Regions from separate parts of the Mus musculus genome. Here region 1 is linked to region 2. A link is a loop called in an ENCODE intact Hi-C map of the cell type or tissue named here. Cell type or tissue: left cerebral cortex. All regions are shown on one strand. Links, peaks and the distances in the headings refer to the core of each region. The heading gives the core; the rest is flanking DNA.

Region 1 (16,014 bases), core at 2,927-10,926, 73 kb after region 2:
GAGAGAGAGAGAGAGAGAGAGGGCAAATGAGCTAACTGAACTGGGAATGGAATGGACTTTTGAAATCACAAAGTCAACCCTTAGTGACACACCTCCTCCAACAAGGCCACACCTCCTAAACCTTCCCAAATCATTCTATCAACTGGAGACCAAGCATTCAAACATATGAGCCCATGGAGGCTATTTTTATTCTAGCCACCACAACTGTTCTCTTTCCTCTCCTCTCCTCTCCTCTCCTCTCCTCTCCTCTCCTCTCCTCTCCTCTCCTCTCCTCTCCTCTCCTTTCATTTTCCTGACTTCAGTTACCACGAGTCTACTCTACTTTAGTGAGATGAACATCTTTAGCTTTCTCACTCCTGTTTCTTAGCTCAATGTCCTCCAGGCTCATTCATACTGCTGGGAATGACAGAATTTCATTACTTTTACGGTGGAATAAGATTCCATTATATGGTTATTCCATGTTATATCTATTCATCCATTAATGGATGCTTGGGTGGCTCCCTTTTGTCTATTGTGAACCAGAGCAGCAGTAACCATGGTGCCCTGAAAGAGTGGCTTCCTTCATTTCCTTTGGAATCATGCCCAGGAGCAGGATTACATGATTTTTATAGTAGTTCTGTTTCCAATTGTATTTTTTTAATTGCCATACTGTTTCTCATGATGGTTGTACTAATTTATATTCCCACTGATAGTGTGTAAGAGTTCTTTCTTGTCATACCCTCCAGAATTTTGTCTTTTGGTGACAACCATTTTAACTGTGTGGGATGTATCATTACAGGATTCACTTGCATTTCCCTGATTCTGCTGAGCAGACCTTGCACACGTGTCTCTGCTGCTTTCTTTCTGACCTACAATGGTTTCAGTGAGAAACTTGATGTCATTCAAATGATTTTTTTCTTCTATAAGAAATGTTGTGTGTCTCTTCGTCTACTTTTAAGATTTTTCTTTTCTTCTGTGATTACATTCATAAGTTTAGTGATGACAAGGCTTAGTGTAAATTTTCTCTAAGATAACGGCTTTTTGTTTTTGTTAATTATAGAGTTTTGCCATTAATTTTCTGGACACCTGTTTTGAATTATTCCCCCTTTTCACTTTTGGTAGGTAAAGGCTCTCTGTGTCCTGGCAGCCAGACAAGGAGACTCAAGGCTGTTCCTGCTGTTCCAGTCTCTGCATATACAGTCCCAAAGGTGTCCTGTGAATCTGTCCGTCCGTGTCCCTGTGTCTGTCACCTGTAAAGAGCTTGCCTTGCCTCTATTGAACAGCACAGAAAGCATCCCAGGGAAGGAGTGATACTTTATTGAAATCTTAATGGAGTCTTACAAGGGAGTAAGTTACAGACTCCACAGCACCCAAGTAACATCACTGTTCAGCAAGTAATAGCCCTGTGTTGGATTCAACATTTATGGTGGATATTCATTTTTAGAAGATCGCTTTCAACATCCATTTTTGCTGCTTTCTGCAGGTGAGTATTAGAACACAGGTGCATTAGTCTGGTCAGGGTAGTGGAAGAGTATGTAAGATTGCACAATGCATTAGCTTAGGTGTAAATGTTGATTACACGGCAAACCCAAGGCAAAAAATGTTAGTTGTTACACTATTCTAAAGGCAGGTTAAATAGGCTGAGTGCACAGCAGGATAGCAGTCTTAAGTAACCTCAGGGCATAGTGATTACTCTGGCTGTGAGGTCCAGTAAAAGTTCCAGTCTCTTAGAATGTAAGAGATTTTTGTCCTAACATTGCACTGCACCTGTGAGTCTTGCCTTTTAACTTTTGGAATAAATTAAGTATATCCTTTTATCCCAAAGCTATGCTGTGTCTTCCAAATTAGGTTCTGAGTCATAGCCATGGCTCATCTTTTACTGAAGGAGAGATATTACTGTATTGATCACTTAATTCACCAAAATTGGTTCTAGATAACTTTCAACTCTGACAAAAAAAAATCAAACTTATCTTCAAAGGATATATTTATCATGAACAGAAACACAGGAAAGAATGTGCTAGATCCCTAATTTTACAGTAACAGAGGCGCTCCAAAAAGGTTAAGTCTCAAAAAAATATCCCACAACTATGTGGCTTCCCAAGACTACTGGAGGATGACAGTATTCATGGAGATTTTTAATTTACTACTAGAACCTGGCCTGGGCTGGGGATGTGACATAGTGATAGAGTGCTTGCTTAAGATGTGCAAGGCATTTGTTTTGTGTACTGGGAAGAGGGGTTGCTTTATGATCAGTACATATCTGTATGTGAATGTTTGCGTGTGCATGTGTGTGTGAGTGTGTGTGTGTGAGTGTGTGTGTGAGTGTGTGAGATGTTGGTGTGTATGTGACTACTGAGGCTTCCCTGTGAAGGAAGGAACTTCGTATTTTCCTAATATCCTCGAGAACTTTAATAGCAAGTCTTTAGGTGCAAAGTCTACTAAAACACATTTGTAGATTCATATCCATGGGGAACCATTCTCCAACTGATATACTGGGATTGTTTAGAATACGTGAAGGTCTACATTAATATTACTATCTTTTATGAGACAGGGTTTTCATTATATTGCCTGGAACTTGCTATTTAGACCAAGCTGGCTTTGAACTTAGTGTTCCACCTGTCTCTACCTCCTCAGTGGTGAGGTTAAAGATGTGCGCCACAGTTCTAGAACAGTAGAATATTTATAATTATGGACATCTAAATCTTTTTTTTTAATTAGGTATTTTCCTCGTTTACATTTTCAATGCTATCCCAAAGGTCCCCCATACCCACCCACCCCCCACTCCCCTACCCACCCACTCCCCCATTTTGGCCCTGGCGTTCCCCTGTACTGGGGCATATAAAGTTTGCAAGTCCAATGGGCCTCTCTTTGCAGTGATGGCCGACTAGGCCATCTTTTGATACATATGCAGCTAAAGACAAGAGCTCCCAGGTACTGGTTAGTTCATATTGTTGTTCCACCTATAGGGTTGCAGTTCCCTTTAGCTCCTTGGGTAATTTCTCTAGCTCCTCCATTGGGGGCCCTGTGATCCATCCAATAGCTGACTGTGAGCATCCACTTCTGTGTTTGCCAGGCCCCGGCATAGTCTCACAAGAGAGAGCTATATCTGGGTCCTTTCAGCAAAATCTTGCTAGTGTATGCAATGGTGTCAGCATTTGGAAGCTGATTATGGGATGGATCCCTGCATATGGCAATCACTAGATGGTCCATCCTTTCGTCACAGCTCCAAATTTTGTCTCTGTAACTCCTTCTATGGGTGTTTTGTAAATGGTACATCTAAATCTTAAGCAATTTTTTTTTTTAACAAAAAGCTACTGTGTCCTTTGCTAATTGAAAATAACTTGCCTGGTATGGTGTCTCACGTCTGTCATTCCAGCACTCAGGAGGCAGGAATATCAGGAATTCAAGTTTGTCCTTGGCTCTAAAGTCAGTTCAATGTCAGCCTGGGCTACTACCAAAGACTTTTTGTGAACATCTTCCCTCAATTAAAAAGAAGCAAGAAAAGTAAGTGATTCTTTCATTTTTGGGGGGAAATACAGAGTCCGGTAAGTGATATTTTACAGAGCCTACACAGAGAAGCTTTAACATGTTGGAAGGGGGATGTTTCCCCCTCTGTGGTATTTGCTTTCTATAATCATCAACAAATAGGACTTGATCTAATAGTGAAGTTTAACATATCTGACCTTGAGGTTTTTACTAATTCAGTATTGCAATCTCCTCAAAAAGCCTCCCCAAATGGCTCCTCCTATGTCTATTTGATAGAGGAGGGCACCAAGTTCACAGAGGTCAAGAGGGCTGGAAATGGCACAGGCATTTGCACACAGGTTTGAGGGACCACTCTTCATGCTCTGCCTTCTTTGCCCCCACTGCCCCTCCGGCTAGATGGACTCTGTGATCTTGAGAAGGTTTGTATGTCTGCCTGGGTCAAAAGCCAGTCCAGGTTTCCAGAAGAGAAATGGCTTAGCACCCATATTAAGTTTAAATACTCTCAAAAAGCCATTTAAATGAAGTAAGTTTATCAGAGACTGACACAGGTTGGACATGAAAAGCCCAGCAGTTTAATTCAAAGGTTCCCAGGGGCTCAGTTATCCATTACCACTCTCATTTCCTGAGGACCAAGAATTTTCTATTGCCACTACCAATATACACAGAGATTTAAAAAAAAAAGTATCAGACTTAATACCTGCTGTGCACATAAATAAAGTATATTCCCTTAAATATGCAGGCCTATTTCCATGAGTGTCTGCCAGCACAGGCTGGGTTGTGCTGTAAGAAGGAATAACTGTAAAGATATTTGTAGCTTAGTACAACAATGTTTATTTCTTGCTCACACAAAATTTATTGTGGGTGGCTGTGTCTCCAGGACATGAGTCCTCCCATGTGGTGACTCAGAGGCTGCTCTGTGTTTAGGCAGTTCCATTCAGAACAAGACTCCCTTCCCAACCACTGTGGCAGGGCAGAAGAGGGACTGGGTAATCAGAAGTAGCATTTCACTGTCTCAGCCTACAAGCACCTCATCATTTCTGTTCAGACTTCATTAGTCATAATAGTCATGTGGCCTTGCTTACTTGAAAGGGCAGTTGAGAAAGATTGCTTTCTGTGTGTCTAGAAGAAGAGAATGGGAAGCTGTTAACATGAGTAATGTCTGCAGAGTAAACCACCGACTATAAGCACAGGACTATATAGGTACAGGGCTATAGGCACAGGACTAGCCACATACAAATACAGAACAGCCTACTCAAGATGGGAAGTCACCTACCACAGGACTGAGGACAAAATACTTGTCTCTCCAGCCTTCTCTCTTCCTTCAGTAAAAGCCACAGAAGAGCACATGGAGGTGTGATGTAAGACAGGGGTCAGAAGGAAGGAAAGAAAACCACAGCCCACAGCATCCATCTTACTTAACCATCAGTTTGGTCTTTGCAAGAATCCTAGATCCCATTCCATCTGTTTTTCCTCCTACCCAGGATCCTTCCTGCTTTTAAATGAATGTCTAAGAATACTAAAATCCAAGAATTCTTCTGAACATAAATGAAGAGATAAAAGGAAATAAGCTCTCATGTATACAAGCGTTAGTGCTCTTTTGGACCTCCCAGTCTGGAGCTACCAGAAACAAAACTTTGTTGTTTATAAGCTGCTTGGTCTAGGGCATTTTGTTTCAGTAGCCTAAGCAAATCAGAACAACCACAATGGGTTTTGACCCGGTCATAACCAATTCTAGAAAAAAATATCCAAATTAAATTTTTTTCAATAGGAAGCTCTTTTGACATATTTTTATTTAATGACTGCAATATCAGGCTCCATATTCTACATGTTCGTCTTACTAGTGATCGACACCCTTGAGGTTTGCCTGCTTAAATGTAGTATGGTTTTGTGACTGCTTCAACAAATCTAGTGCAGAGGACATGGTACCATGTAGATTCTAAAATGACTTATAAATGTCAGTGTAGTTTCTGCGAGTCCTCACTTGAGGAACAGCATTGCCTATGAGGACGCTAAGCAGCTACGTAGTAAGGCCATATGTAGATTATTCGGAGCACAATTGCGTCTGACTTCTAAGTTACGGCCAGTATCTCCTGCCAGCGACGAATAGCCTCCAGATGCCAGACGCTGGCGACATAGGTTGTTCAAGCCGCTGAATTTTGTGAATTTGCTGTATATTAACCAGAAAGTATAACATTTAAATGATGTCTCACCTCATGTCATATAGAACCTTACCCCTGACTCATCATTGTAGTCAGTGGAAAATCCACCTAAGACGCGACCGTAAGACCGATGTTACCTTGTCCCTGGTTCTGTATTTTCATAAAGAATGTGTGTCTCAAATTTGGGGATCAAGGTGACCTCCACTTTTTTTTTTTTTTTTTTTTTTTTTTTTGCCGTGAAAGGTCTCACATATTCAAGCCTGCCAATTTATTTTGTAGCAAATTCCCAATTCTCTTGCCTCTCCCTCCAAAACTCTGGGATTAGAGGTATGCACCACCATGCCTGGCTCATTTCTATATTTTTCTTCCCTTGATCCTTCTCTTAGTTCCTTGTTTCCATTTCACTCCTCCTGCCTTATTATTTCTTCTTGTATGCCTGCTTATCCCAACTTCCCAATTTACATCAGCCTGCAGGAAACCCCCTCCAAGTCTTCATCGCTGAATTCATTAGCAGTGCCCCGTGTGGAGGTGAGGCCCAATGAAAGGGCCTGGGAAACCATCAGTGGGTTCCTTTAGTCCACCTTTCGAAGATGGACAAGGCTTTGACTTGACGGAGGGCCCGGGAGGCTGGGCTCCCTGCCCAGATGGCAGTGGCAAATGATATAGAGCCTGCAGGCTGTACCTCTAAGGACGCTGGGGCAGTAACCACAGCAGCAAACGCAGTGCATCCTTCAGCAGCTAGATACTGAAACTGCGCGCCTCCCACGCGCCCCGCGACGAAGTCACGCTCCACTGGGGCAAAATGGCGCTACGTCCCTCACCAGCAGCGTGAGGGGGTGGGTCGTGCGTCACGTGACCTCGCCTGCCTGCCGCGCGGCCCCGACTGCCCCAGGCACGCGCTGGGAGCCCGGCTGCAGAGCGGGCGGCGGCTCTGCCCCGCTAGGGGCATCCTACCTGGTCCCTGCTAGGTCACGACAATCTGTCCAAGCCAAGATCCGACCTGGAGTGGTGGGGCTGAGGCCAAGGGTGGGGGCGGCTTGTAAAGGCAAAGTGGCGGGGGGTGCAGAGCCGGCTCCAGGGGTTCAGGCAGCCCTGGGGATTAGACCCCAGCTGAGCGTCCCAGAGTCCTGGCGTTCAGCCGAGTGTGCGGGGGCCAAGCTGTGGACACTCAGGGCCTGTTGCCCAGCCTTGGCTGCCCTTGGTTTAGCCCCCACCTTCCCAGCTATGATCACTAGGCTGGGGCATTTCATGGGGATTCGCACCGCCCCAGCTTCGAAGCTACTAGCGGCATTGAAATATAGCTTCAGCCAAATGCTCCCATCCCACTAGGGAGAGAGGATCAGAGCGTGCGCGGGGTCCTCCGCAGCCACCGATGTGTGTGCTGGGTGGGCTTGGCCGCGCTGCCCGCCCCCTCCCCCCCCCTCGGGAGGAGGGCCCAGCGATGCTCTGTGACCGTGCCGCCTCCATGTGGTTGCTGACGGGCCCAGGGGGGAGCAGGCATGGGGCGCGGCCGCACCTCCCTCCCACCCCTCCTCGCGGATGGCTGGCTAGGCGATGAGCAGACGTGAGGGGCTAGCCGGCTGGCCGGCTCTGCAGGACGCTGCCTGGCTCCCGAGCGTCGGTCCCTCCACGCCCGGGGCAGGAGCGGCTGTGCGCTGGGCTCAGAGGCCAGGCGGACGAGCGCAAACCCCGGGCTTCGCTATGGGGCACAACAGCAGCTGGGTGTCACCGAACACCAGCCACCCGCGCAACACGTCGGGCGCCGAGGCTGGCGCCAACCTCAGCGCGTTCGGGGAGCTGAGCGAGGCTCAGCTGTACCGCCAGTTCACCACCACCGTGCAGGTCGTCATCTTCATTGGCTCGCTACTGGGTAAGCCAACCCGCGGGGCCACCAGCGGGCCGGACTTTCCCGAGGACACAAGAGCTGCCGTGGGGTGCGGGGTGCCTGGCCATGTGCGGGGAGTTGAAGGAGGTTTAAGTTAAGCAAGGACGGTCACCTCCAGCCTGGAGGCTGGAAGCAGAAGAGTTGGGACAGGGCTTCTCTTGGCAGGATGGTACAGGTACAGGGTTCTGGCGAAAGACCTGTCCAGACAGCCCTTGTCCAAAGCTTCAGACTCCGCGCATCACCGCTTACCTTCTGGTGCCCGGGAGCATCGCTGCCTCTAGCTCTTGTTTACAAATAGGAGCAACGATTCCCGGGGAATTTGTGACTGATGAAGGAATGTTAACTCAGTCAAAAATGTGTTTTTGCGCTACTATTTCCGATATAAGATAATTATTTTTGAGAGAGCTCTATTTTACATGTCAGTTTTGGTTTGTTTCTAGTAACGGGGACTTTTTTTTTTTTTTTTTTTAAGAGCGTGTGAAGTTAAACTTTACATTGTCTTCAGATAATTTTACAATCTTTGAGTAAAACGAAACCCACTGGACTCCTCCACCTGTATTTTAAGTGCATAACAGAGATAAGAAAAAAAAAAAAAAACCAACAACAAATGTCTCAAACCACTCACAGAAGATTATAGATTTCCTCCCTTGTTCAGAGGGGATTAAAGAAAATAAATTGACCAAAATGAACTGCGCTACTCTGTTACAGGGCACTGGATCCGTTTTCAAAAAGAGCTGCAGGACATAAAAAGGATGAAAGAATTACTGTTCTTGTAATTTCTTGTGCAATGGCTAGTAAAATGTGTGTGGGTTAGGGTGAGACTCATCTTTCCTCCCCCCTACTCTTAAATGGCTCTTGCTTTTTAGGGCAACTCTTTAAACAATAAACAGTACAATCAGACTGCTTTCCATTGAGGTTTGGCAAGCACAATGGATACTAGCAAACAGGCTTAAATTCTCTGTTGTGACATTTTTAAGAATGTGAAAAGATTACAATTTATGTGTGGATGTTGTGGAGAAGAGAAGTCAAAGTTTCAAAGTCAGAATAAATTATATTTCCTAGACACTTGAGAATTTCCATGGAAACCAAGACATCTGAGATATTAAAAGACTATATTTGGAAAAAAAATAACGTGTGGAATTTCCCTTCATACTTTCTCAAGTTGTCATCCTTCTAGCCCTTTCTGTTGTAATAGCTAGCTTCCACGTTCTATCATGGAGCATTTTCAGCTGTCCATGTGACATTGTCTAGATGTGTGTTTTCAAGTGGACCGCTAAATGCACATTTACACAGTAAAACCCTATGTTCCAAATATTTCTGAGATTCATTTAACAATCACTAACTAAACATTTACTATGCAAAAGTACTATGCAAAGAGTTAAATTCCAATATTGCTTCTCTTAAAAGGTATATTAATGGGAAAGTCAGAAAAAATGACTTTGGGTTTTTCAAATATACACCTCATATATATATATATATATATATATGCATATATATGTATGTATGTATATACTCACACACACATACATACACACACACACATAGCTTTTTCCCCATGGTAACTTTGGTGTTGAAATTTTTTTCATGGATTGAATTCAAAAGGTATTATTGGAATAGAAGATAGATATCATGTCTACAAAAGACATAGTGAACAGTGGGTATAGAAATGCTTTTTCAGCTGTCTCTCTGTATTTTTCTCTTTCCTGTCTTTCCTTGAATTGGATTCAGGAACTTTTAGGTAAATGGACTCTTATTTTCAGTTCTTTTCCACACAGCACTTGTGAGTGACATGCAAAACTGCCTTCACGGATAGGTCTAAAAAAAAAAAAAAAAGGACTAATTTCCCATTGATCTTTGGTTATTCCTGACTAGACCTACTGAGAAATCTATTTGCTCTATTCTATTTCCAGAAAATACAAATATAGATAGCATTTCATGTTTCCTTGAAAACATTGTAACATTGTCCTGTGAGTTCACTCTTTGTGGGTGATCTTGATTCATTGTTCTAGATTTCGATCAATTCAAACAAATCTATGTACATGAGATTTTCCTGGAAATGCCAGTTGAGGCTCAGTACTTACAGTCCAAAGCTATGTCCAGTTACATGCAAGGCGTGCAAACTTAGGAATGAAGCTCCAAAGTCCACAAATACAGGGCAGCCATGGATTAGCAGGAGGAGGAAGGTAAAGTCTTTGGAGAACGGAGTGCTGTCTCCTGATAGATTAGCCATGACTTAGTGTACCTGCTTCTCATCTCAAACACAGGCAAGTGAGTTGTTCTTTACTTTTTCTCTCTAAACAAATACAAACGCTCTTTACACATCCTCCAAACAGGTTTCCCCTTCCTAGGCTTCCTGAGACGCATTAGTACTCCGGAATACTTTCCTTGCACTGCTATCCTGTAAAACATTAAGCACGTTAACGGGAAAATGTCGCAGTAACTTGGGATAACTGTAATATTTCTGTCATAGCAATATTATTTACTGTGCTGAAAACGACTCAAGCATTGCTCAAATAATGTGCCCTTTGGGGATCTGGGTAAATGAGAGTTTCTCAGCCATCGTGATACAACATCTTGGGATGCCTTCAGTTAAATGGGAATCCTGGAAGAGCCACATAATCTAGGTCCTCTAGTAGGTGCCTCACACCACCTCTAGAGTCAACAGTTAGAAAGGAAAGACTCAGAAAGATTTGGAGTTGCCAATTCCAATAAGATAAAACTTGGAGGGCATGGTGGCACATGCCGCGCCCTTCATCCTAGTGCTTGGGAGGCAGAGGCAGGCAGATCTCTGCATTCCAGACCAACTTGGTCTACAGAGGGAGTTCCAGGACAGCTAAGGCCACACAGAGAAACCCCATCTTCAAAGACAAAAAACAAACAAACAAATAAAAACCTGAACCCTACAGGACTGATCTTTCTTTTCTCGGTCTCCTTGGATTCCCAATGAAAATACCCGCAGAGGTATATTTCTCTTTGTTGCTTTGCCTTAGAAAGGTATGACTGACTAAGGTATGACCACTAAGCTACGCCTACCCAGATCGCTTGTCACCGTGCCTGTTATCCTTGGAGACATGGGAGATATTTCTAAAAAATGAATTTCCCATTAAAGTCACCACTGCAAACAATAGCCAGCATGTAAGTATTCTACACTAGAATTTACCTAAAAGTGTTTTAAAATATAGACGTCAGTTTTCCTTCCTCCCGGCAAGCCATTATGTATAAATGGTTCTCCTTTTGTAAGTTGGCCTCCTTTGCCAACTGCTGTGCACTGAATATTTGCCGGATACCCGCACCCTCCTGCATTCCCATGTTACAGATAGAACCCCTGTGTGATGGTCTGAAAGAAGTAGGTCTTTTGGAGAAAGTTTAGATGAGGTCAGGTTTAGGGCTCACAGACTCTGTCTCTATCTCGTGAAGATGTAGCAGGAAGGCAGTAGTCCATAAATCAGGAAGGTCTTCCTCAGAACCTGCCCAATACTGCATCTGATCTGGGACTTTCTAGCTTCCAGAATTGTTAGAAATAAACGTTGTTCAAGCCACCCAATCTATGCGTTTTATTTGTTTCTTTTTTAATGGCAGCCTGTGCAGGCCACTATGCACTAACACTATTGGTGTATAGTGAATCATGGTGAAAATGATGACCACAAAGTAATTCTTTATCACCCTTCGTCTTATTCTTTCAAAACAGGATCTCTCTCACTGACCCTGAGCTAGGCTGCTGGCCAGGAAGCCCCAGCTCTCTCCCTGTCTCCGCTCTCCTTCCCTCACACCACTAGGATTACAGCTTGGCCCTTTACATGTGCTCTGGGATCTGAACTGAGGTCCTCATGTTTTCAGAGTAAACACTCCTATCCACTGAGCCATCTCCATAGCCCTAAAGTAGTCATCTTAAAGGAAAAATAGGCAGAAGGTACATGCAGCTCAGTTAGGTAGCGTGCTTGCCTAGCATGCAAGAGACCATTGGTTTGATTGGAACAACTGGCGATAGGGTGAGGGAAGGAAGGGAGAGAGAGAATGAGCTTGTTGAATCTGTTCAACAGATAGATGATAAACACCGTTTTGCCTCTTGCTTGTTTTTTATAGTCTTCCAGCAAAATCACATTGCATACAAGGGATGGTCATGATACTTGGTAGAAACATATATTTGTGGCTTTGATATGAGCTAGATGATTCTTAGAGTTTCCTAGTTAAACATTTGACAGGTGATGTATTACGCTAGCTTGTACTCATAATTTATAATTATATAGAATAATTTTTGGTTAACCATAATTATAGACAATAGTAACATAATACCAGCTGCCTTACATCTATATGCCGTTTCTGTTTTGGCATGTTTAGAAGCCTGTATAGACTGCGTAAAAAAAAAAAAAACCAAGGTATCCTAGTCAGGTGTGGTGTTGCACACCTGTAATCCCAGGATTTGGGATTTGGGAGGTGGAAGCAGGAAGATCAGAATTCAAGGCTTAACTACATAGTGAGTTCAAGGCTAGGCTGAGCTGCACAAGATCCTGTCTCAACACACACACACACACACACACACACACACACACACACACACACACACACACACACACACACACACACACACATACAGATGGAGGGAGAGGGAGAATAATATATATCAAAATCAGGACATGGCAGGGTCAGTAATTAGCTTGGATAGATAAACCCAATATTTTGAGTCCAAATGCCTCATGTTTGATTTTCATATGATAGAAGTCCATCTTCCTCCCTCCATTTTTATGCTCGTGTGTGCATGTGCATATACGTGTGTATGCATGTGTACATGCATGAACATTTTAGTGGCTATGAAGTGATATCTCATTGTGACTTCAGTGTAGATTTCTCTAATGGCTAATGAGATTGAGCATCTTTTCATGTGCTCATTACCCATTTGGGTATCTTCATTTTAGTCGCATCTATTCAGATCCTTTGTCTTTTTTGTTGAATTGTGAGTAAGCCGTCAGGACACCAAGCTCTTAGGTAATTTGCAGATATTCCCCCGACTCTGTGTGTTGTCTGTGCTTCATTTTCTTGTTGCCAAAGTCAGAAGTTGAAGAACAAATGAAGCACATTAAAAACAAAAATTGGGGTGATTGCTGTACTTGATGCCAGACGTCTTTAAACCAAATTTAAATTGCTTGCAAAATGGCATGGTGAGATTTGATTAGAGTAAAACTGTTCTGTGAGAGTTTGGAAAATTGGCAGTGGAAGTGAGAAAGAAAACACAATAGTAGGGAAGCTAGCCTGAAAAAAAGTAAAGATGACTATACCCATATACACATTGTTTATAGATGTATATATTCATTTAATTTTAATATTACATGTATGATTCTAAAATTTTGTTTGTAGGTGCATTTGCTTGCACATATGTGCACCATGTGTGAGCCTGGTGCCTGTGGAAGCCAGAGGAGGGTTACAGACAGTTGTCAGCTGCCATGTGGGTACCACTGAGCCATCTCTCTATCCCCTTTGTATTTCCAATACTTGATCATGTTTGACATTTAAATTAAACTGTAATTCTACATCTGCATTAGTTCCTCTTGTATCTCTGTAGCCGTGACCTAGCGTTGGTGTACGCAACTTGCCTTGGCAAATGCCCCATGTTCTTGGCATCCTCAACATCCTGGAGTCTTTATTCTAACTTAGGCTTTACCCTCACAGCTTTATGCATAGTCCTCTCAGGAGTTCCTGCAAGGAATCTAATCTGACTTCACTGGCTTTTCTCTTGAATTTTGGTGGAAGCCTGCATGACCCTGTAACTCTTGTGTTATGCATCCTTGCAAAACCAGCAACATATATGAGATGCCAGTTTCAGCTGCCAGTTTGAGCAGTAGCCTGGGCCTCTTGGACCATGGTTGCAGTGCCCTTTGAGTGCCCGAGTGGCTGAACTATGGAAAACACTTCCCTACTGTGCTGGCTTTATGTAAACTTGACACAGACTGTAGTGATCTGAGAAGAAGGAACCTTGATAGAGAAAATGCCTCCATGAGATCTGAGTGTAGGCAAGCCTGTAAAACATTTTTTAAAATAGTGATTGAGGGGGGAGATCCCAGTCAAATGTGGGTGCTGCCATCTCTCAGCTGGTGGTCCTGGTTCTGTAAGAAAGCAGACTGAGCAAGCCAGTAAGCAGCACTCCTCCATGGCCTCTGCATCAGTTCCTGCCTCCAGGTTCCTGCCCTGTTTGAGTTCCTGTCCTGACTTCCTTCAATGATGAACAGTGATATGGAAATGTAAGCCAAATAAATCCTTTCCTCCCAAGTTGATTTTGGTCATGGTGTTCCCTCACAGCAATAGAAACCCTGACTAGGACATTTAGTGAGCTCTTTTTAAAAGTAGAGATCCCTTGATAATGCTATTTATTTGTTTGTTTGTTTGTTTGTTTATTTTAGTATAGGATAGAGTTTATTCAGGTCATGGAGAGGGGAGTCAAGAGGGTAGTAGAGGGAGAGAGAGAGAGAGAGAGAGAGAGAGAGAGAGAGAGAGAGAGAAGAGGAGAGGAGAGGAGAGGAGAGGAGAAGAGAAGAGAAGAGAAGAGAAGAGAAGAGAAGAGAAGAGAAGAGAAGAGAAGAGAAGAGAAAATAGAGGAGTAGAGGCCAGCCATGAGCACGTGGAGAGAGCGGGGAAGGGAGTAGGGAAGAGCAAGAGAGGAACAAGAAGATAATGCTATTTTTTATTGTGTTATATTAAACTTTATTTCTATTTATGTGTGTGTATATGTGAGCACCTGATTGCCTGTATGGGTACCACCATGTGCATGTGCCTATGACGATCAGAGGAGGGTGTTGGAATCTCAAGAACCATAATTACAGGCTGTTGTGAGCAACCCCAACTGGATGCTGGGAACTGGCATGAAACCTACATTATCTGCAAGAGCACCAAGTACTCTGAGCCATCTCTTCAGCCCCAACACTTTCCTTGAGAAAGAAATGCTTTTAAATGAGTGCAGTTTTATATCCTGGAACCTACTATGGGTGCTGGGTCTTGCCTGTTCTTGAAATGCGCACAAGACATCTTTCCTGTTGTTACAGTGTAACACGTTTAGTTTCTTGTAGCCCCTGAGTTAGATGGAGAGCCCACAACTTGAGTGAGGCAAACTTAACTTCTCAAGGGAGGAGTAGAGCAAGTCTGAGATCGAGATCCAAGCTTTTTAGCCAACATACTTATAAACTCAGTTCTAGCCTAGTAATCATTATATAGCTGACCATTTCCAGGACACCTCTTTGAGCTTAGATCCATGATTTAGTTGTTTGGTCATGATTTGTGTAAGTTTGGTTCTCTTAAAATTCCACTATAGGCTAGAGTATTGCTAAGGATTAAGAGGAGAATAATTACAAATAAAAACTTTCTCAACATAGTTTAAGGTGTGTGCAAAAGTCCAGAAGCCAAGTAGAGTCCTGAGCCCTTCCCTTTATTACTGCATCCGTTAAAACGGTAAAACAGTAGCTCCTCCCCTAGCACACACAGATTTGTTAACCTTATGCTGAAAACTGGAGTGACTGTCTTCACGAAATTGGTTCAGTCTCTCTCTGTGTCTGTCTGTCTGTCTGTCTGTCTGTCTGTCTGTCTCTGTGTCTGTCTCTCTCCTTCTCTCCCTTCCTCCCTCCCTCTTCCCCCTTCTCCCTCCTCTCCTTCCCTCTGATGGTCTAGGCACTTTTGACTTATCCACCAGCATGGTGACCATCAAGCAAGGTAACTTACAGAAGCCTCACTTTCACACAGAGCTTTTTAGTTTTTTGGCAAAAACCATATTATTTCATTCCGTCATATTTACTATGTGAAATGATGTAAGGGATATTTTATTTCTTTTTTTTCTTCTTTAATAGTAAAACCCCAAAAGTTCCAACAGGGAGTAGCTGGAGCCTGCCTACTGGAGACTGCAGAGCTGTGTTGGCTTTCTGTCACTGTCATAAAATGCCTGAGGTTATTAGTCTTATGTGGAGGAAAGGTCTGTTAGGTTCTTGGTTTTAGTTTATGGTTATCTGGCTCCATGATTTGGGGCCTACAGGCTGGACAGTGAAACAAAGCTGTTCATCTCACAGCATCCAGGAAGTAACAGACAAAGGAGATGCTGGGGTCGCAACATCTTCTAGGCTCTACCCCAGCACCTAACTTCATTTCTCTAGGCCTCATCTCCTAAAGATTCTATTCCTGCCAGACAGGGCTGCAGGGCGGGTACCAAACCATCAATTTATGGGCCTTTAGGGGATAAGCCAGATCCAAACAACATCAAGATCCCATTGTCCAAAGAAGAGTCATATAGTAAAGAAAGGTGCTCACCTGAGAGGAGGAATTGCAAGCATTTTCAGGTTTTACAGAAGGGAGCCCAGTCTTGGCAAAGAAAGCCTGCAATAGGCATTAGATAGAAAACAACCTTCAGATTGTAATGTTCCACGGCTCTCTTTTGTGATAGCCCTTCAGCAACTGCACAGCCCCACTCTTACCCTGGGGAGAGAACGGGCACTCGAGCCAGCCTTGCTGATCCTAGATCATATTTACTTGTCC
Region 2 (16,014 bases), core at 4,180-12,179:
CAGTGGACACAGGTTCAGCCATTTTCTTGATTGATGTTTGATTCAGGAGAGGCCTAGCCTATCGTGGATAATGTTCTCCTTCCTGGGCTGGTCTCTGGTGTGCCAGCCGGGCAAAGCTGTTTCCTGGCTTCCATATGCACATTTCTACACAATTCTTTTTCGTTCTCTCACATACACTTTAGTACATTTTTAAAAATTCTCATTTATAATAACAGTCAAAATGAGTGAGTGCTTTCTCTTATGGTGAATTAAGTTCCTGAGTTCCATATCGGTCTCTTAGAGGAAATTATTTATTTTATGTATGGTTATTTTTGTCTGCATGCATATGCATATCCCCTAGAACTATCATTACAGACAGCTGTGAGCTGCCACGTAGGCGCTGGGAATTGAACTTGGGTCCTCTAGAGGAGCAGTCAGTGCTCCCAGCTGCTGAGCCATCTCTCCGGCCCAAGGAATTCTGTTATGGAAAGGGAGCTCATGTTTAACGCCCCGCCCCTAGTACCCTCTAGTAATCAGTGCAGCTACGTGTCCTCCGGACTGCTACTCTTTTCCCAACAGCCCAATGGTGATAGGCTGTTTATTCACCTCTGTCAAGCAATAATTCCAAGCTACTTTGCTTATTTAAAAGAAAAACAGAAGCCAAAAATACAGAAGGAAGGCTGGGAGTGGTGCTCACCAGCAGAGGCTGGGAGTGGTGCTCACCAGCAGAATCCTTGCTTTCCTATAAATGAGGTCCTGCGCTCCACTCCGAGCACCCCTCACCCATGAGTAGTGCCCCTCCCTCCTCCCCTCTCCCTTCCTCTCTCTCCCTTGCTTCCTCTCCCCCCACATTTCTCTCACACATGCACATAATTATTTGGAAAAAAATTCTCTTACATCTTAAAAGCAAAAGTTGTTTTGCAACAAGCCATAAAAAGTAAAAAGAAAAGAAAAGCAAAAAGGCAAATGCCTTGATTGTATTCTTCCTCCTAGGACTTTGAGATACTCCCTGACACCCTACTTTTTGGAGATGCCAAGACAGGCTGATGTGCATGGTGGCTCACCCATGAGTAAGAGTGAGTTCATTGATCACATATACCAAGTGCGTGCAACACATACAGCAACTCATTCACGCCCAAGTTTCTCTCAGTTCTAGAAACCTTTCTTTACAAAAAAAGTGGGATTTTAGAGTTCCTTCAGAACTTATTTTTCTTAAGCTATCAATATATTATGGACATGTTTACAGATAAGATATACTAATAGGTGTGAGTATTCACCCTTACATATATGAATATTTGATATACAGACAAGTTTAGCTGTAGTCTTTTGATAAATTTACTTTACATGTATGTGTGTGTCCCAGAGTGCAAGTCCACGGAAGTCAGAAAAGGGTGTCAGATACCCCAGAACTGGAGTTATAGGCAGTTGTGAACTACTCTGTGTGGATTCTAGGAACTGAATCAAGGTTCTCAGCAAGAGCATTAAGTGCTCTTAACTACTGAGTCATCTCCCCAGCTCCCCTATTTGTCTAAAATGGGTCTCAGTACATAATGTGGCCTTGCCTCAAGCTTGTGATTCTCCTGCTTGAACTTCCAACTGTTGAGATTACAGGTGTAGGCCACTATGCCCAGCTACATTTTTAATAGCTTCTTAATATTCCTTAATATCATGACATATAGTTACTCATTCTCCTATAGATAAACATGATGGGTTTCATTTTTTGATACAATTACATAAACATCCTTTTAAGATTCATATACTGTATTACTTAAAAAAAAAAAAACCCTAAAGGTGGAACTGTCATTTCATGGACTATGGAATGAGAATCAAATTTTGAAAAATTTCAAGGCTTAGTGGTTAAGAGGCTTCTTGCTTTTCCGAGGGCCTGAGTTCTGTTCTTAGCACTCATGAGGGATGATCCACAATGCTGACAGTTCCAGCTCCAGGGATCTAATGCCCTCCTCTGCTTCGGTAGGCATGTGCACACATGTAGCACACACTTACATAGATACACATAGAGACATTTTTTTAAAAAAATAAATTTGTAAATTTTCATTCATTTCATTCTTTTATTACTTTTCTAAAAAGTTAGCCATTAGTAGTCTCAACAGCCCTGGTCATCTCTGAATAATATAAACATTTTTGTACCTTCCAAGTAAAGTTAAACATGTATGCACAGCACATATATCTTGCCATAACCTCAAACAGTTACTCATTTCCTGTCTATGTACCGCCTGGCCGTATGCTTCCTTTATGCCTCCATTTGTACCTTTAAAGATGTTTTGGTGCTGAGGATTGCACCCAGGGCACTGCACATGCTAAGTACATGCTCTCTCCTCGAGTTTGGTTGCAAGTGCCTTCTGTGCATTAGGGACAGAACCCCGACTCTCATACTCACTGCACGTTTTCCTCAGGTCTAGAGGAAAATGGTGGGTGGGCTTGCTAGCAGTTAAGGCTGTGAAAGACTAAAGTTGTTGCTGGCTAAGAAAGCTTTGGGGATCACAAGAAAGAGAACATGGACAAAACTCAGCATAGCCATTAGCTGTTTTAACATTGCTTTCTCTAGACAGCGACATTTGGGGTTTTACTGAAGAGCTAGCTGGCGAGTGAACGACATTCCTCTGTCTGAGTTGAGGTTGACTTGCTGTAGGGTGCTCTGTGGACCTCAGCACTGCAATATGGGGTCAGACACTTGCTGAACTCTAATACTGCCTTTACTCTGATTAGGTATTTCCTACATGTGGCTCCCCAGGATAAGGCTGAAGTGGGGGTGTCTGGGAGGGGCGAGTCTTTAACGGAGCAGCATCCCAGCTCACCCGCAGGTCGAACGGAAGCATCACCAGCATGCCGCTGTGATCCATGAACAAAGCCGCTTCGTTGTGCTCATATATTTGCCTGTTTCGGGGAAGCAGCAGTGGGGTGCACAGCTGGACAGCGCCTATACCAAAATACAGAGAGAGCCGCTGAGCCTCAGGTTCTTAACCCAAAACGCACACAAGCACACAGGTGAGTGAGCTGCCGCTGGGGCACTGAGAGCCAACATTGGCTCCCAATATTGGCTAATAATGTTCCAGATGGATAGATACATGGAAAGCTGACCTGGGCTAAGTCTGTTGATTTAGTCAGACTTTGGACTCCATGAGTCAACCGTATTTAGTAGCAAGGTTGGGATAATCAAACAGTTTCTCCTCAACAAGCTGGGCCAACTGCTTATCAATGGATTTTAATATATAGTCATACCAAAATCCACCAATAGCAATTTTTTTCTTTCATTGAGACTGGTCTCACTATATTGCCTCAGCTGGCTTCAAACCCCTTGCCTTAGCCTCCTGAGTGCTGAAATTACAGGCTTGTACAGCATACCTGGCCTTCCTTTCTTTCTTTCTTTCTTTCTTTCTTTTCTTTCTTTCTTTCTTTCTTTCTTTCTTTCTTTCTTTCTTTCTTTCTTTCTTTCTTTCTTTCTTTCTTTTCTTTCTTTCTTTCTTTCTTTCTTTCTTTCTTTCTTTCTTTCTTTCTTTCTTCTTTTCTTTCTTCTCTCTCTCTCTCTCCCTCTCTCTCTCTCTCTCTCTCTCTCTCTCTCTCTCTCTCTCTCTCTCTCTCTTTCTTTCTTTCTTTCTTTCTTCTGTGTGTGTATACCCACGTGGTATAATTTTGTGTTGGTATGTGCACATGTGCATGGGCTTGCTCACGTATGCATGCACTTGTGCTACAGGTTGATGCCAGGTGTCTCAGTTGCTCTCACTGAGCCTGAGCTTCCTGAGTTGGCTGTCGCCACCGAGCTTGGGGATCTTCCTGTCTCTGTGGCCCTGTCCCAGTTCTGGGCTTACAGATGTGTGCTGGCATGGCGGGGTTTTCAGTGGGTGCTAAGGACTGAGCTCAGGTTGCTGTGCTTGTGTGCAAGCACTCTACTTTCTAATGACTTTTAGAAAACTGCCAGAGGAGTGCTTTTCAGAGAAGGACATACCATGCCTTTTAAAGACGCGGACGATGGTTTCACATACAAGCTGCTGGATCTTGGCTGTACGAATCAAGAAGTTGCCCTACAATGAGACCGATTAAATGTCATCAGCAAAGCCTAACTCAAGAGTTCCTCTAAAATGCTCGTCTGCAGTTGTGCTGGGTGCTGCCCTGCCCAGGGTCAGGATCTCAGCAGAGGTCTTGAGCAACTGTCTCTTTGAACACATTTAGAGAGACATGGATATTTGCTTAAGGTGTTTCCTTTTCATTCCATTTTATTATAGTAATTTTAGAAATAAAAAATAAGCAAAAAGACAAAATAAAGTTACCTGTAGTCTTACAAACAGATCTGATTCTTATTAGACAGTCAAACTCTGCTCTTATTTCTGAGACAGGGTCTCATTGTATTGCCCAGGCTAGCCTGGCCACAATCCTCTTCAGTCTTTGCAAGGCCACAGGTGTGCATGATCATATACACTTAAAATCTACAGTTTCTCTAAATTCCATCTTCTAAGATTATACCACAGCTTAACTATATAGAAGTAGACAGCATGGATGGCCAGCCTTGGTTACCTACTCACTCAACTCTTTAACTACCAACCAAGGAGTACACATGGAGCGACCCATGGCTCCAGCCGCATATATTGTCAGGCATCAATGGGAGGCGGAAGGCCCTTGTCCTGTGAAGGCTCAATGCCCCAGTGTAGGGGAATGCCAGGGCAGGGAGGCAGGAGTGGGTGGGTGGGTAGGTGGAGCACCTTCATAGAAGCAGGGGGAGAGGAGATGGGATAGGGGGTTTCCAGAGGGGAAACCGGGAAAGGGGATAACATTTGAAATGTAAACAAATAAAATATCCAATAAAAGAAAAGAAAAACAAAACATTTCTCTAAATTATTTCAGGTGCTTCTGTGTTTTTGGTTTTGTTTTAACTTTTAGAAATGAAATAATAAAGGTTACCAAGACTGGCACCTTGACAACTCTTCAGAAACCATCTGGAAGCTTTTAGAGACTCAAGATGCTTCCCAGCTGAGGCCGCAGAGCTGCTGAGGAGCCAGGGCACCCTGCATCTGAGGAGCCAGGGCATCCTGCATCTGGGGAGCCAGGGCATCCTGCATCTGGGGAGCCAGGGCACCCTGCATCTGGGGAGCCAGGGCATCCTGCATCTGAGGAGCCAGGGCACCCTGCATCTGGGCTTCCTGGGCCTTGGCCGGTGCTGGGAGCCATTGTTTCCACATACAGAGCTGACCCCTTGGGTGTCCCAGGTTGGAAATCTGAAATGGGCTCTGTCTCTCAGTCTCTTGGAAGGGCATGGAGTGGGAAGGGTCAAAATCAATAAGTGATTACTAGCATGGCTCTTCCCTGAACTAAGCAGTCATGCTTTGTGCATGCTTTGTGCATGCTTTGTGCATGCTTTGTGCTTTTGGGGCTTTGGGGGATTTAAGCCAAGAACTTACAGCGCAGGGATAGCTGGTTAGACCCGGAATATCACAAGGTAAAACCCGAACAAAATAAAGAGATACGAACATGGGATGGCTTAGCAGGTAAAGGCACTCGCTGCCTAGCCTGGCAGCTTGGGTTCAATCCCTGAGGCACACATGGTGGGAAGAAAGAACTAATAATTCCTACAAGTTGTCCTTTGACCGCAATACGTGTACCATGACATGTGCATGTCCCACCCCCTTACATAAAATGTTATTTTAAAAAACCTATAAAAATGTAAGACATGGAGGTTAGATAAGCATTTAGTAGGAGAAAGGGTATTAGGAGTGGGAGGAAGATAAGAAAGGGCAGAGGGATGAGTTTGATCAGAATGTATCATAGACATACATAAAAACTATCAAAGAGTAAAGAGAAGTGCCCGCTATGTGTGACTCAGCCACCTTCAGGATGTCACTGTCGTAGGTGTAGTCTATAGCGGGGGAGATGTGCTGGCAGAAGATCTGACTCATCATGGTGCGGTAGGCCTTCCCATCTATGTTGGCCAGCGTGTGGTGCAGCACTTCATGCAGCTCGGACTCCTCCATCTGCGGCGGGGGGAGCAGCTCACTCTTGAGCAGTTCCATGGCCGTGGGCCGTTTAGCTGGATCATGGTTCAACAGCCAGGAGATGACAGATTTCTGCAACGTGACAGGCACATAGTTGGTAAGGAGACAGCAGATGAAACTCAGATAGGCGGTCATTCAGGGCACTTTTTATGCTTAGCTGGCACTTCCGAGATCTCTGATTATGCCATTTAGTGACCCATGACCCTGTGACTTGGGCATGAATGTAACTGGAGCATTCTTGAAAGGGAAAGGTCCCTTTGTCACCAACGATCAAACATATCCTTAACAAAGCACACGAAAGCTGAGCTTAGTCTTATGACTACAAAGGACTGTATAAAAAGGAGATATCTAGACATTACCATAGAGCCCATGCCTAATGTTAGTACTTACATAAGCACACAGCAGCACCTCTACCGCACAGCACACTGGTCCTCGCTCTCCCTCCTTTTCTTTACTGAGTCTATTCCCTGGAATCCTCTTGCTTTACACTGTTTGTTATGCCTCCATAGTGGAGAGCCCTCTGAAGCAGCACAAGCCTTTAAAAGGTACCCTAAACCTTTTTCTTTTTAAACAGTCTACTCAGTAAATAAATATATAGACCATGCTTTGAACTCAAAGAGATCCATCTACCTCTGTCTCCTGAATGCTGGGATTAAAGATACGTGCCATCACACCTGTTCCTTCATGATTCTTAACTCTGTAGCTTAGAAAAAGAATTTATAAAAAAATTGGCAGAATATTTGAGAACAGAAATTTTCAATTTTTAGATGGATTTCATAAGATATCTCTAATGTATCTTTAAAATACCCTTCTGGTGGGTGTGGTGGAAACAGAGGTGGGTCTCTATGAGTTCAAGGCCAGCCTGGTCTACATAGTGAGTTCTGGGACAACTAGGGGTATGTAGAGAGACCCTATCTATGAAGTGAGTATTTATAGTTATGACACTCAAAAATTCAGCGAATGACTAATTCAAATGGAAGATAGCAGCTAACAAGATAAATAGAACAGGTAACAGCCTGTTTTCTAATACTTCTTTACTAATTAAATAGAGGTGGCCAAATGAGCCCTGTTAGCCTTTAACAGTGTCATACTAAACACCATAGAAGTATAGAGACTTACTCAAACAGAAATAAAAAGACACTAACAGTCCCTAACTCTTATAGATGTGCAGTGGAATGGCCATGCAGACATGCAGCCAATAAGAAGTTGCAAATGTTGACATGCTCTGTTTATGTTCCTGTTCTCAATGCTGATAGTTTAAAGAAGATACTTTTGCCCTGACTATCACTGTCAATAACAGTCAGTGTAAGGAAGAAATTTCCCTATGACCTGAGTATTAACGAGTGAAGGTTTCACCACAGCAAACAACTATCAGAAAGAAGAAAGGAATACCAGAGAATGGTACACAGCTCACTTAGGGTCTCTCATGTTATTTGGGTGCTAGTGTTAGCGTAGGATGAACCATCTCCCTGCCCCCCTGTCCCCGATAGCTATGGTGTACGTGAGAAATGTCCATGCTTGAAATACTGTAACAGCTACTGCTCAGTGGTGGAATACTTGCCTAGCATGTGGAGGACCTAGGTTTGATTCCCCCGTGCTATAAAACCAAATAATCCCAAGACCTTCTAACAGCAGACCACTTGGAAAGTGTAGTCCTTTCTGTACAACCTGAGTTACTTCACCCATAAAACAGAGATTATAATTTTTTGCCTGTATGTCCTAAGTTTTATCTAAAGCAATTTGCTGTAAAAGCATTTCTTCCCAGCTAAGCCAGCGGTCCAAGTAACACTTGAAGGCACAATTGAATACACAAAGAGCTCTGGAGTGGGTTAATTTGCTTTCAGACCCTGGCCTTTTTATAGTGCATTTCAAGCCTAGTAACATCTTAAGAGCTCCTCCATCTTTTGCTATTTTCCCCACGGTGTTCCGTGAACACAAGAGAACGAGTGGCAGAAGATTTCTAATTGAAAACCAAGAGAAACAGTAATTAAAACCCAAGGCTGCAGACCAGCAATTAAAGCCTCAGCAAATTACCTGCTTTGTATGTTCTCCATCATCGAAGTCGTCTGGAAACTTGGGCGATGTGGGCTAAAAGAGTATTATATTCAAATCAGCAAGCGCTTGGCAGGCTGCCAGAGGCAAAGCTTTTATTCAGCACAGTAAGATAACCAAAGAGCAAATTAAAATTTGCTAACATGACACCTTCTCCACGCCCTGTGCTCACTCTTCAGTACACAGTCTATTAATGTGGACGTTACCCAAATGATGGCCTCCGTTATGCAAATCACCTCCTTTAAGTTTAAATAAAAGATAATTTAAATAAGAGATTTTTGCCATGACTGTAATTGTCAATAAAAGTCAGCATAAGGAATAAATTAAGTGTAAGGGTTGCACAGAAACACAAAGCAGTTTAGTGAAACACATGGTGAAGAAAGGCAAGATTCCAGGAAATCATCAACCTAAGAGGAGGTGGGAGGTAGAGGCGGAGGTGGGTGGGTCACAGGTGGCTTCAGACACAGCCAAGTCAGAGGCCAGCTGCTGCTGCATAAGGCCTGACTTAGAAACAAACAAGCCAAAAGCAACGGGCAAATTCAGTTAGCACCAACTCCAAATCCCACTTCCAATTCCTCTGAGTCCCTGCTTTTCTGATGAGCAGGACCTCAGCTACAAGAGTAACCGATAGTTTACATATTCCTGAATTGAAAAAGCAATTTCAGATTACAGAAAGGGGCTTCCTCAAGGACATCTAGGTCCATCCCAGCTAAGGTGCATGCAGAAACACCCTCGGTCCATCTATGCCTTAGCAACTGCTACCCACACACTGCTTTCCAAAATACAGATTGCTCCCCAAAGTGTCCACAGAGCATCCTCAGTGTGTGCACTGCTGACTCAGGAACATCTTCAGTGTGTGCACTGCTGACTCATAGGAACATCCTCAGTGTGTGCACTGCTGACTCATAGGAACATCCTCAGTGTGTGCACTGCTGACTCAGGAACATCTTCAGTGTGTGCACTGCTGACTCATAGGAACATTCTCAGTGTGTGCACTGCTGACTCATAGGAACATCCTCAGTGTGTGCACTGCTGACTCATAGGAACATCCTCAGTGTGTGCACTGCTGACTCAGGAACATCCTCAGTGTGTGCACTGCTGACTCAGGAACATCTTCAGTGTGTGCACTGCTGACTCATAGGAACATCCTCAGTGTGTGCACTGCTGACTCATAGGAACATCCTCAGTGTGTGCACTGCTGACTCAGGAACATCCTCAGTGTGTGCACTGCTGACTCAGGAACATCTTCAGTGTGTGCACTGCTGACTCATAGGAACATCCTCAGTGTGTGCACTGCTGACTCATAGGAACATCCTCAGTGTGTGCACTGCTGACTCATAGGAACATCCTCAGTGTGTGCACTGCTGACTCAGGAACATCCTCAGTGTGTGCACTGCTGACTCAGGAACATCTTCAGTGTGTGCACTGCTGACTCATAGGAACATCCTCAGTGTGTGCACTGCTAACTCATAGGAACATCCTCAGTGTGTGCACTGCTGACTCAGGAATATACTCAGTGTGTGCACTGCTGACTCATAGGAACATCCTCAGTGTGTGCACTGCTGACTCATAGGAACATCCTCAGTGTGTGCACTGCTGACTCAGGAGAAACCTCAGTGTGTTCACTGCTGACTCATAGGAACATCCTCAGTGTGTTCACTGCTGACTCAGGAGAAACCTCAGTGTGTTCACTGCTGACTCATAGGAACATCCTCAGTGTGTGCACTGCTGACTCATAGGAACATCCTCAGTGTGTGCACTGCTGACTCAGGAATATACTCAGTGTGTGCACTGCTGACTCAGGAATATACTCAGTGTGTTCACTGCTGACTCATAGGAACATCCTCAGTGTGTGCACTGCTGACTCAGGAATATACTCAGTGTGTTCACTGCTGACTCATAGGAACATCCTCAGTGTGTGCACTGCTGACTCAGGAGAAACCTCAGTGTGTTCACTGCTGACTCATAGGAACATCCTCAGTGTGTACACTGCTGACTCAGGAGCAACCTCAGTGTGTTCACTAACTCACTTGTCTGCTGTGGTCTATTAGTGCCATGTGGACAGGGTCTTGCTCATGTGTAGTCCAGACTAGCCTTGAACTCATGCTCTGTCTCTCTTACATGCTGGGACTGTAGGCATGCCCCTCCATGCCTGGCTTGTTCTATGTGATTTAACTTAACAAATACTTAGGCTTGCCTTTGCTCCCTAAGGATGAGAAAGGCTCTCCAGACCTGTTTCATGAGTAACAGTCCAAATTGCCCAGACTTTACTTTCTACTTTCTTAATGCCCCATTGTCATGGGCACCCTTGTCCGGGCTCCCTGTAACACTCACCCCTATGAGCACAAACAGCAACTGAGGAAGGGTTTATCTCAAAAACATGAGTGGGAATTTCACTGGGAAAAACAGCTCAAGTGACTGCTGAGAGCCACATGTGTGTGTGCCAGGGTTAGCAAAGTCTCTACCACAGAGACCTGGCTCCAGACTTCAGATCCACTTTAACTTCTGGTCATTCAGATTTGCTTTACAAAACCAGATCCATCCAATATAAACCTTTATGTTTGGAGGGGGTGAGAAGATAAGGTCTGGAATGTCATGTAGCCTAGGCTGGCTCGCCTCAAATAAACCAAACTGTTCCTCATCACTGGGCATGTTGACAGGGGTGTGATTTCTCTTACTAGAGCACAGGACAACATAGGCTGACAAATTTAGTTACTAAAACCACTATGCTGGCAACTTAAATGAGGTGACACTCCTTGTCCCAAAGACATTTTACTGAAAACGACAGCATGATCAGCTTATCATGAATTGGACAATGAGTCATTGAAATTAGAGGAGGCAGCCAGGCTTGGGGCCGTGCACTGCAATCCCAGCATTCAGAAGGATAAGAGAGGGGAATCTCATGTTTCAGGCTAGCCTGGGCTACTGGCTAAGACCGTTTTGTTTTTTAAATCAACAATTGATAGCCTCTTCTATTTTATAAATATCAGGAAAAAGTCCTTGAGTTCTGATCTCCATACGACACTGAGGATACTGGAAATGTATTCATCAAATATATCTGACACCCACATCTCGAAGTTGGTTGAGAACGAAAATTCTTTCTGAGGCAGTCACCATCGGGTGATAAGACATCTCAAAGAAGATAATTCCCAGGCTGAAGAGATCCACTTTCTGTGGGGAAAACAGAAATTGCCTTTAGAGAGTTCTGATATCAAAATGGCATTTCCAGGAGCTTGGGGGTTTAGTTGAGAAATACGAAGATCTGTTCTGAAACAAGTTTTTAGACCTATAATTTTAAAAGCAAATCATCCAAAATTTTCACTGAGAAATGACGATCACAGTGAAGCTAACATGTCTATCTGCTAGCACAGCTGCCATCCCTCCCACCTCCTCTCCCTCTCTCTGGTAATAACATTTGAGATCTAGTCTCTTGCGCTGTTTAAACTTATTGTACAGAATGCATTCACCTTACCACGACCCTTTTTTGATGCTTGCTATTCCACTGTTTCAGCCTTTCCCCTCTTTGGCAGGCTCTATCCATGCTTGTCAGTGCTACTGATAGGACCAAGCCTGTCACTTTCCAGGCAAGTGCTCTACCGACTGAGCCACATCCCTAGCCCTCACTTATCTTTGTCCATTATTTATTCTAAATGGCATCCTTGTATGAGTTTCAGGACGTAGCTTGATGGTGGAGTACCGCCTAGAATGTGCAAGGCCCTTAGAGTTGAATGCCCAGAGCAGAAGAAAGCAATTCTGAATGCCTGCCAGGCCCCACTACTGCCTTGCTACTCAGTTCCATTCTTCACAGGCCTCATCCTAATTTAGGGCATTTCTCTTCCATTGCTTCCTGCTCAACATGGGTTTCGCCATCACTGGGTCAGCTCTCTGACCTCCTGTACACAGCTGTTACTCCGGTGGCTGCCTTGTTCCCTATGTACCTGACGGGGGAGGGGAACAGCATAGAGGCTAGCTCCCATAGTCCTAATGGATAGAGGAACTGCCAACTTCTGCAGCAACGATGCCAGCTTCCGTTGCTGCCCTGGGGCACTGCTGCATGCTCTGCCTAGAATGACTGTTCCTACTTCAGCTGGTCACTAAACCCTACATGGTACAGTCCTGATGGTCACACTTGTCACTTACTCTGAGACCCCACCACACACACACACACACACACACACACACACACACACACACACTGTACCTGGTTGTATGCAGACTTGGTGCTTCCTTGGACCTCAGGGCTTACATACAGAGCAGTACCAACCATGCCAGTCAAATGGCCTATGGAGGAAAGGAGGGAAGCATTTCAGCCAGGGACTAAGTTATTCCTGGTGTTGCTGTTTCACAGTGCTCAGTACTGAACCCAGGGCCTTGTGCATGCCGGTGAGGGGCAGTGAGCTACACCCCTAGCTCCAGATAGAGTAAACTTAAAACCAAAGGGCTTCCTCCTAACTCCTAGTTATATTTATTTATTTGTGTGGATGTGTGGACGCTGTGGCATGTATGTGGGAGTCAGAGGACAACTTGTGGGAGTTCATTGTCTCCTTCCACTCTGTGGGCTCAAGAGGCTGACCTCAGGTCATCAGGCTCAGTGGCAAGCAACTTTACTTGCTGAGCTGTCTCGCTGGCCCAGAACAAAAGAGCTTCTTTATAAAAGTGAGGCTGGGCTGGATCTGTTATCTGCCATCCCCCTACCCCCAGGAGGAAAGTGAACACTGTACGGATGATTTTGTACACCCTAGACTGTCCACACGGCCTCACATACAGGCCTCTGCTTACACAGGAAGGCTAGGACTGGATAAAGCCCCAGGAAGGCTGGGTTTGAGGTAACCTTACAGCACCAACACTTTGGGCCCCCAGGGGACCATCATCACCGTTGTTCTACTAATGACAGAGCTTATGCTTCTTAAGAATAATTAACATAGCGAAAGGAAAAAAACCTTAAACTTCCATAAAGACTATTTAAAGGATAATTTCAATTTGCTTCAGAATAAAGTCTTTATAAGTAAAAGGCAGATTTCAGGTTGAGAAGTTTTATGGTCTCCTTTTAAACACATGGATGAAATAAAGGCTTACCTGAAGGGTCTGACTTAATCACTCCGTCACCTGCCTGGTCGTCCTGTTTACCTTCAGCCTAGAACACAGTGAAGATGGATTAATCACAAGTGCATACAGATTAAACACAAGCGAGGATGGATTAAAGCCTTCCAGCAGTTCATGGCAATGGCTCACCTGTTTCTAAGTGAAGACTGAAAAGCTAACAGGGACCACAGAATAATTATTACCTGGTTTTTTGACTTAACACATTTACTTATTTTTTATATTTAGTTAACCCATTCATGCAGGGCTCAACGGAAACCCAGAGAAAGCAAGAGGAGAATGAATTCAGTGGACAGCTCTCTTCAGGACTGAAATACCCAGACTCTTAGAGAAACCAACTTATGTTCATCCCACAAACTCCAGGAATAGAGGCTGTTTATCAGGAAGCACAAGAGAATTAAAAACAGTGACAAACATTGCTCTACCTTTCCTAGTACTACAGCCTCTTCCATGTCAGTTTTGCTATTTTTTTCCCTAAAGGTTGGTCACTAACTTGGCCCCATTGTCCCTTGCTGAAGCACACACTGGACTGCTTTGCCCTCTTTCACACAGCTCTAATGGTCACACCCTAAACCAAGTCTAGAGGTTTGAATGGGATATCCTTCATAAGTCTTGGGCATTTGAATACTTGGTCTCTAGTTGCTGACTATTTGGGGGAGGCCTAGGAGATGTGGTCTTGCAGGAGGACATGTTCCGGGTGCTGTCGCTTGCCTTTTGTTCTCCTTTGCTGCAGGTCCCAAATGCACACATTTTATAGCCGACGCATGAGTTCTGACAAGGCCTGGGCAAAGGGCAGGGATAAGGCTGTGTGCAGCTTGCTGAGACTGTAGAGCCTCTCCTCTACTCCCAACACCTCACTGAGCTCTTTAGTTGGGGACAACATCTCACCATGTCATCCGGGCTTGGTTTCAGCACTTCTCAATACACTTTATCTGCTCTGCTCAGGACCCAGTCCTTATTGCTCCTCTTCTATTTCTTTGCTGTGGTGGGTGTCAGGGTCTCACTCTGCAGCTCTGACTGGCCTAGAACTTGCTATGCAACCTAAGCTGGTCTTGAACTTGTTGTGGTCCTCCTGCCTCTGCCTTCTGAGTCCTGGGAGGACAGGCACCTACTTTCACTTCCAGCTTTTTTCTACCTCCTCACTCTCCGCTCCTAACTTCATCTGCGAAATTAGCCCTGGCGGTCCATCTTGTCACCATCTAAATTCCATTTTCTTTTTCTGACCAGTCTTGGAATGAGCTACACTTACTACAGATCATGGGACCTAAAAGCTAGCTTATGATAATTAAATAGGGCCCTGGCCCTCAAAGCTGCCCAATTTCCAAAGACTTCCTCTTTATACATCAGCTTTTCTACACTTCACAGTTTCAGCCAGTCAGAACATGGGATGTTCACATAGCCGAGTCTGCTCACCTTGGCTGTTAGCTCATGCTGGTGATTCTTGTCCTGGTTTTACTGTGCCCTGCCCTGGATTTTGGCCTGCTACACTCCCACTGACCTTCTAGGGTCCATCTGGAGTGCCACTGTTGTATGCAGTCTTTATTTTCCTTTGGGTGATGGGGGTCTCATTATGTGGCCCAGGTTGGTCTTGAACACCTGGGTTTAACTGATTAAATACTTCACCAGTGCTACAGCACTGGGTCTACAATGTTTCCTGTTCCACATGGCCACACATCTCCTCCTCTCCTTACTCTCATCTCACTGTTTCTTACCCCTCACATTAATTAGCTCTGTATGCTAAACTAATCAGTAGTGTCAGAGCCAGTGTTTGTCCAGGACTGAGACTTACTTTTGCAAGCCAGTGGAAAGTTCCTCAGATGCAAGAGCTTGTCAAATGCCCAGTAAGGAGACCCAACTGCCAAATTATTTCATAAAGCATCATATGCCTTTTACCTAAACATTGTTCATAAACCAATAACTTTACATCCCTAAGATTCAGAACCTAAGACACACTTGCAGACTGTCCCTTCAGGCTTGCCTCACAGTAGAGGAAGACATGGAAGGAGAACAGGAGATCATTATCCCATCTCTGTGTTTCCAGGGTTATTAAGGTACCCAAGTCATTTACAGGCATAGCCTAATTTAAAATAAAACAAACAAACAAACAAACAAACAAACAACTCACAGTGAAGGCCAGATGGTCTGTTGCCAGGCCAAAGTCACCTATTTTCACATGGTCATCAGAATCCAAAAAAATATTGACAGGCTTCAAGTCGCGATGAATCATTCCCTGTTGGAAGACAATGAAGAGTCCATCCACTGCTTCTTCCCACACAGAACTCAGCACTCTGTTTCCCGACTTTAAAGGAAGAGGGTTGTGATGACCACTGGATGAGTCTTCTCCCATGGACTTCCTGGTCTCTGGAATGTCCGTCCTGTGACCTCTGACCTCTCTGCTGGTGGTCCTGAGCAGGGGCAACCCCCAGGCTCTGCTCCCTGGCTCCCCAGAGACTCCTGCTGGCTTTCCCTGTGCTCTGCTCAGGCCCTACTCTCCTTCCTCTGCCGTTTTCCTTTGCACTACTTCTGCCTGCCACACTCCTGGACTTGTCCTCTCATTCCAGCTGCACCGACATCTCCCTGTTTTGCCTCTTTCATGAGCCTGGCACACTGTTCTAACAGTTCAGGTCTATGCCACCAGCTCTCAGGAGCTCAATGATGACATCACAGGAATCCTGCTTTCTCCTCCTCGGAAGGGCTCAGCATGCTTACTGTTCTATGCAGAAGATGCTAAATGTAATAAAAACGCTTCTCTGGTCTTTTGTATGGTACAAAGGCATATACCATATGGTATATACTCCTCTGGCTCTGAGAACAAGCGTCCCTCTCAAGCACAGGTTTGCTGCATGTTTGTGCCTCTGTGTATGTAGGTGATGCACAGAGA

The links. Hi-C counts contacts between places; a loop is a spot of excess contacts. Peaks named below come from ENCODE experiments on the same cell type or tissue, not always from the same donor. Only the 100,000 strongest peaks of a DNase experiment are listed, where the experiment ranks them.
Region 1: a loop joins it to region 2, with 2.1 times the contacts of the local background. A loop is called at or near these places in 2 of 42 quality-filtered maps.

The regions. Positions count from the first base shown.
Region 1 is chr2:118,364,499-118,380,512 of GRCm38, reverse strand. Gpr176 (G protein-coupled receptor 176) reads left to right here and starts at 7,094. Exons shown (of 3, transcript NM_201367.3): 1 at 7,094-7,494. The coding sequence starts at 7,326. In left cerebral cortex, for the core only: a CTCF peak has its summit at 6,558; DNase peaks (open chromatin) are centred at 6,431, 6,968, 7,089, 7,465 and 2 more places; H3K4me3 peaks cover 2,027 bases; H3K27ac peaks cover 2,074 bases.
Region 2 is chr2:118,438,315-118,454,328 of GRCm38, reverse strand. It overlaps Eif2ak4 (eukaryotic translation initiation factor 2 alpha kinase 4), which reads right to left. Exons shown (of 39, transcript NM_013719.3): 16 at 15,259-15,363; 17 at 13,110-13,167; 18 at 12,235-12,314; 19 at 11,103-11,204; 20 at 8,016-8,069; 21 at 5,817-6,053; 22 at 3,944-4,019; 23 at 2,796-2,917. Among named protein-coding and RNA genes, the nearest start is that of Srp14, 33 kb to the left of the region's middle. In left cerebral cortex, for the core only: no CTCF peak of the experiment used is centred there; DNase peaks (open chromatin) are centred at 5,919, 8,116 and 11,420.